2 separate regions of the Mus musculus genome follow, and region 1 is linked to region 2. A link is a loop called in an ENCODE intact Hi-C map of the cell type or tissue named here. Cell type or tissue: gastrocnemius. All regions are shown on one strand. Links, peaks and the distances in the headings refer to the core of each region. The heading gives the core; the rest is flanking DNA. Region 1 has its middle 11 kb from the start of Gm31651. Region 2 has its middle 25 kb from the start of Gm26344.

What was found. A loop is a pair of places that touch in the nucleus more often than their neighbours do. Peaks named below come from ENCODE experiments on the same cell type or tissue, not always from the same donor. Only the 100,000 strongest peaks of a DNase experiment are listed, where the experiment ranks them.
Region 1: a loop joins it to region 2, with 3 times the contacts of the local background. A loop is called at or near these places in 8 of 42 quality-filtered maps.

The regions. Positions count from the first base shown.
Region 1 is chr3:116,208,109-116,211,033 of GRCm38, reverse strand. No RefSeq gene overlaps it. Among named protein-coding and RNA genes, the nearest start is that of Gm31651, 11 kb to the right of the region's middle. In gastrocnemius, for the core only: a CTCF peak has its summit at 1,562; no DNase peak of the experiment used is centred there; H3K4me3 peaks cover 75 bases; H3K27ac peaks cover 522 bases.
Region 2 is chr3:116,039,366-116,042,290 of GRCm38, reverse strand. No RefSeq gene overlaps it. Among named protein-coding and RNA genes, the nearest start is that of Gm26344, 25 kb to the left of the region's middle. In gastrocnemius, for the core only: a CTCF peak has its summit at 1,330; no DNase peak of the experiment used is centred there.

The sequences.
Region 1 (2,925 bases), core at 236-2,735, 170 kb before region 2:
TCTGGAGCTGCATTTGTGTGGGGAGAGTCCCCTCCGTCTCTGACGCCGTTGGGTCACTAAAGGCTGTGTCTCTGGCTCCAGGCAGCACAGGCACAGGCGTGTGCTGGAGCCTCACTGTGTGCTGTAGTGCGTGACTGACCTTCAGGTTTCCAGCTAACCTCAGCTGACTTTTCTAATTTTCATCTTCCTTCCATGCTGGCAGAAATCCCGATTGCTTCCCTTCCTTTATTTCTCCCAGTGGAATAGAAGCAAGTCATAGACCAGAAAGTAGGAGGCTAGAGGAGACTGGTTGATTGAGGGGGAGAGCAAACTCGCTGGGATTTTGTTTTCCTATTTTTATGGGGGTGGGGGGGGAGAAAATTAAGCGGGCGTTTGTCATTGTGTTCATATGCAACCAGTTCTCTCAGAAATGTAGACTAGTTGATGAAACAATACCAAATAAACAGTGCTGTGCTTTATTCATTCAATCTTTTATTCATTCAGCAACAACGTAAATTATGAATCAGGAGACTAGAATGTATCTCCTGCTCAGAGCCTCACGGGGACTTCTACTAGAGGCAGCATGCACACTGTTAAGGGGATACCATGGAGTCTACCGTGTGGTTTATCTGATAGGAAGTGTGACAGTCTTGAAGGATGGCCTGGAACGGGATGACTCTGGCCAAGTAACAGAAGATCTAACATAGGCGTGATAATAAAACAGGGCAGACATGAGATCAGGACTATGGCTCAGTGTCGTTAGGGGAGTGCTGATGAAGGAAGGGAAACCTGAATGTGTGGGAAGGTTTGAAAGAGTGAGGGACAAGGAGATTTTAGGCTGGGAAAGCATACTGTATAGAAATAGAGACGTTTGCGCGTAAGGTGGGGGTGCTTAGGAGAAATGCATGATGGGAGTGTTCAAACCTACGATAAGCTAACTGGTCCGTAAAGCAGAAATTCTCAACACTTTGTGAGCCACATACTAGATAGTCTGCATATCAGACACTTACATTACAATTTTTTAAAAAGATTTCTTTCTTTCTTTCTTTCTTTCTTTCTTTCTTTCTTTCTTTCTTTCTTTCTTTCTTTCTTTCTTTCTTTAATGTATGTACACTGTCGCTGTCTTCAGACACTCCAGAAGAGGGAGTCAGATCTCGTTACGGATGGTTGTGAGACACCATGTGGTTGCTGGGATTTGAACTCCAGACCTTTGGAGAGCATTCGGGTGCTCTTACCCACTGAGCCATCTCTCCAGCCCCCTACATTGCAATTTGTAACAGTAGCAGAATTACAGCTATGAAGTGACAATGAAATAATGTTATTTTTGGGGCTCACGACAACACGAGGATCTGTATTAAAGAGTCACACCATCAGGGAGGTTGAGAACCACTGCAGTAGATGATCTTGCCTAACTCTAGGGCAAATCTCTAATGCTCAGCTGTCCCTGGAGGGATGGACATAGAGAAGTTTCTTCGTTTGCCTGTTTGTGCCTCAGGAAGCCCTGGCACGCTGCAGAAGACAACCCAGTTTCTTCAGTGACCGAGAACATCTGGGGATGGACTCCACCCCAGGAGAGAAGCTAGGTGGCACTACATTACTGCCCAGCTACTGCCCAGGGCATGTTTGATTTGAAACCAAACTTGATGGCTATAAACACGCAGTGAAGTTTTGAACTAGACATCCTAGAGAAAGCAATGTGGAGCTCTTTCTGCCAAGTTTATGCAATCGATCGTTATTATTTGGCTTAGCTACTACAGCTGCCAGAGCTGTGCTATCAAGGACATAATCCTATCTGCAGATGAAGATCGTTTTGTACTTTGCTATTCGAGAAATTCTTTGTTGAATTCTGGTAAGGACATCATTGACATGATTGTAGATAGGTTGCTCCTGAAGCTTACAAAAGACAGAACTGTCTATGGTTATTCTTCAGTTAGAATTCAAGAGAGAGGCCCAAAGGGGCTTGGTGGTAGAGATAAGAATCCCACCGAATGCTAAACAAGAGTTTTCCTGGGAAATCTGTTGCTGGCTGGATTTCTTTAAAGCATTTCTTCCAGGGAAAGTAGCATTAAGTACTAGATTAACTGAATGATGACCGGAACCTGCTAGTAAGCAGCCTTCAGCAAACAAACAAACAAACAAACAAACAGATAAACAAACCAAAATACAATAAATAAGCCATAACAACAGAATCAAAGCATTTGCCTCTACAACAAAGTGAGCCCGGGAAGAGGTCTAGATGTTCTCCATTGATGAAATATGGTGCTTTAGAATATAAGTTTGATCTAGATACATAATAGAATATAATAGGATATAAATATTATACATGTAATTGAATATAAATCTGATCTAGTAGAAGATAAGTCCCAGAGAAGAACAAAGGGCAAGGTTTAAAATGTAGCAGAGACTATCTGCGCTTGGCAGTTTGTTTTGAAACATTGTCCCTTCCCGGCATTTTTCTCTTGACTTGGAGTTACAATTTGTCATCAGTGGGACTGAACCAGGGCTTACAGTGCAGCGCAGCAGCAGAGCACTTGGTTAGGAAGTTCAGGACTCCGAGCTCAATTCCCAGCGCTGTCAGACAACTAACATAATGGTAGGATTGAACAAAATATTTAACCATAGTTCTGCCATCATTTGTGTCATCCATTGCCCCTCCCCCCCCCAAATGGGGTGGGGTGGGGTGGGGTTGATTCTTGCTACTTGTTAGCTGAATGAGATTTGGGGGTGTTGAAGAGTCATAGGAGCCAGTTGGGGTGAAAAATAAATTTCATAAGATCATGTAATGTGGAGAGAGCTGGGATTGGGACTCTGTGGTAAATTTTGAAGCACAGCAGAAAATAGATGTTCTTGAGAAGGTCAGAGCCAACCCAAGCCCCATGGTAAAATAGGGTTTTGTTAGACTCACAGAGCCCAAAGCAGGCAATGGGCAGAAGTCAAAGCTGGAGC
Region 2 (2,925 bases), core at 186-2,685:
TGGTTCCTCTTCCCCACCATCCTGTCTTCCTTCCATCTCACAGTCTGTATATAACTTTGCCTCCTCAAATCGTACATACATCAAACACAAAGCTGTGTTTAGAAAGAAAAACTACAACTCTAATTTCTCTAAACTAAATCGAGGGTTTCAATAATTGTCAATTTAGGGGAAAGAAGATGAAAACTACCGAAGGTAACAGTACCTATGACATAAACCATCCATGTTGGGCTTAGCGAGATGTCTCAGCAGGTGAAAGCGCTTGCCACAGCCTGATAACCTGATTTAGATCTCCAGCACCTATGCGGTTAAAGGATAGAACCCACTCTCCCAGATTGTTCCCTTACTTGGACATGTTCGACATGACATATACAAGTCCCCCAAATATTAATCATTCTAAATCTATAAATACACTTTTATGTTATTTTGAAGTTGCCACACACTTTTCCAAGTATCATTTTTATGAACTTATAATATTCTATGTAATCCAAGTAAACATTATTCTAAGGAGTCTCTAGACATCTCCAAATGAATTCGCTCCAAATGTATTTGGCAGAGAAAGGTTAAGACTTCCTTCTGGCTCATTGTGTGAGCCATGCATCTGTTTCACTCTCTTAAGTTGTTTTTTTTCTGTGTACTCCTGCCCTTACTTCTGTCTGTAAGTCCCAACTGTCACCCTGTGTTCCTCCAAAGCAAACATCCATGTGACTTCATGTGCTTCTCAATTGTTCTGACCATTCTTTGGACCCTTCACTTTTCACCCAGTCTTAAGATGTAAGAATGTCGTAAGTTCTGATCACCCACTTTCCCACCATCAGCAGACACTATTGAGCAGAGGGTACCGTGCGACCCAGCTTGCTATTGAGCACTGACAACTGGCAGCAGTTTGTCATTTGAGGGCGATAGTCAAAAGAGAAGAAACTTACCTGGAAGTTGCCAAACAGCATGCGAGTTGCTTTGCTCAGGCTAAAGTTTATGGCATGTGAATTCCCTGAGGCTCATCAGGCGGTTACATAGAAAAGAGAGGAAACTCCATTAAAGGACTGAGTTTGCCAAGGTTGGGCAAACACTGTTTGTAAAGCTGTGACTGCATTTTCTGACAATCTTCGAGACATTAGACACAGTGAAGTGAAGCACATCTTGTTCTCTGTCTTGATGGATTCAGCACAGTTGCTTAGAGCAGGTGGAATACTTAGGATATTTTCATTTCTTGAATCTGTCTTGAATGTGATGTTGATGATCACTGTAGGTACAAATATTAGGCAAACAATCATTTTGCTCTGAGCTGTTGATTTTTTTCATAAATGAATGCATGACACCTGCTGGTTGACTGTGGAGTTTACCTAGCTTATTGAAGTGAGGTTTATGAATTTTGCATACACTGAAATCCATCAATTGGGAATGTACGAGGCTATGTGTTTTCGATCAGTATGTGTGCTTACATAACCACCATCACAATCAGGATACAGAAACGGTCATTTCCCATGGTTTCCCTGCACACATTTGTAGTCAAGTCCATCTTCAGGACCAGGTGAGCACTGACTTGCTTTCTGTTCTAATAGTGTCATATGTTCTAAAATGTCATGTGCAGGAGTCATGGTATGTAGTTCTTTGTGCCTGCCCTCGTTTCTTTAACCTAATGCTTTGTAGATTCAGTCTTGCTGGTGCAAATATCAGTAGTTAGCTGTGTTTATCCTTTAATAAATAATAGAAATTTGGGTTATTTTCATGCTCTCTCTCTCTCTCTACACACACACATATGTTCACCTGTGTTGTGTACTTTTAAACTTGGCATGTAGTTGTACATATTTATGAAGCACAGTGTGGCATTTTGATACATTTTAACAAAATGCAATGACCAGAGATTGACAATCAGCCTATCCATTGTTTCTGTAATTAACCATCTCTTTGTATTGAAAGCATTCAGATCCTCTCTACTAGCTATTTTGAAATATTCAATTAGCTGTTTTCCACCACAGTTACCCCACTGGGCTACAGAACACTAGAAATCATTCAGTCCACCCACCAGAAACCTCAAACTAGCTATACCCTCCATTCATTCTTTCCTCCCTGAACCTTCTCCTTGGTAACCACTGTCCTATTCTATAGAAAGTTAAATTTTAGCACACATACATGCAAGTGAGAGCAAGTGACATCTGTCATTCTGTGTCTGATGTATTTACCCAACACAGTGCTCTCCAGGTCCATCCATGCTGCTGCATGTTATAGATTTTACTCTTTTTGTGACTGAATAGTAGCCCAGCATGAATAATAACACATTTTCTTTACTCATTCATCTGCTGTTGGACACTGGAGACGATTCCATAGCTTAGCTACTCTTGGCAGAAGAGTATTGCAGTAACCAAGGGAGGGAAGATGACTCTTTGTAGTGACAATTTTGGAATTCTCGTTTCTTTAAAAAACACAGAAATATTATAAGAATTTGTTTTTGGTTTAATCCTAGGGATGTGATACAGGGTAGCTTCAGACAGCTGACTATGATTTGCCTCGTGCTTTAGCAGGCGTGTGATTTGGGCAGCTGTAAACAGTTGCTGCAACGGTATGCCATTTGGATTCTGGGAACTTTTCAGAGGGCATATAAATGCTAGGACCTTGAGAGGTGAGGTTGGTAGTTGGTGGGCTATGGTGGTTGTTGGTCATTCAGGGGTGGTGGTGGTTGAGGGTTATTAGTAGTTGTGATCAAAAAAAGAAAGAAGAAATTAGGTTCAGGGATCTTTTCCTCTCTCCTCTTTATTCTTTTTTTTCCCTCTCCTGTCTAGTGTTAGGGAGTTGAAGGGGTGGATAAAGGGTGGCGAAGGGTAGAAGAAAAAGGAGCCTACAAAGTAGCACAGACCAGCTACACCTCTTCAATACACTGATTTCATTCCTTTAGTTACCCATGCAATGACAGGAGAAGAATGCCTGGTG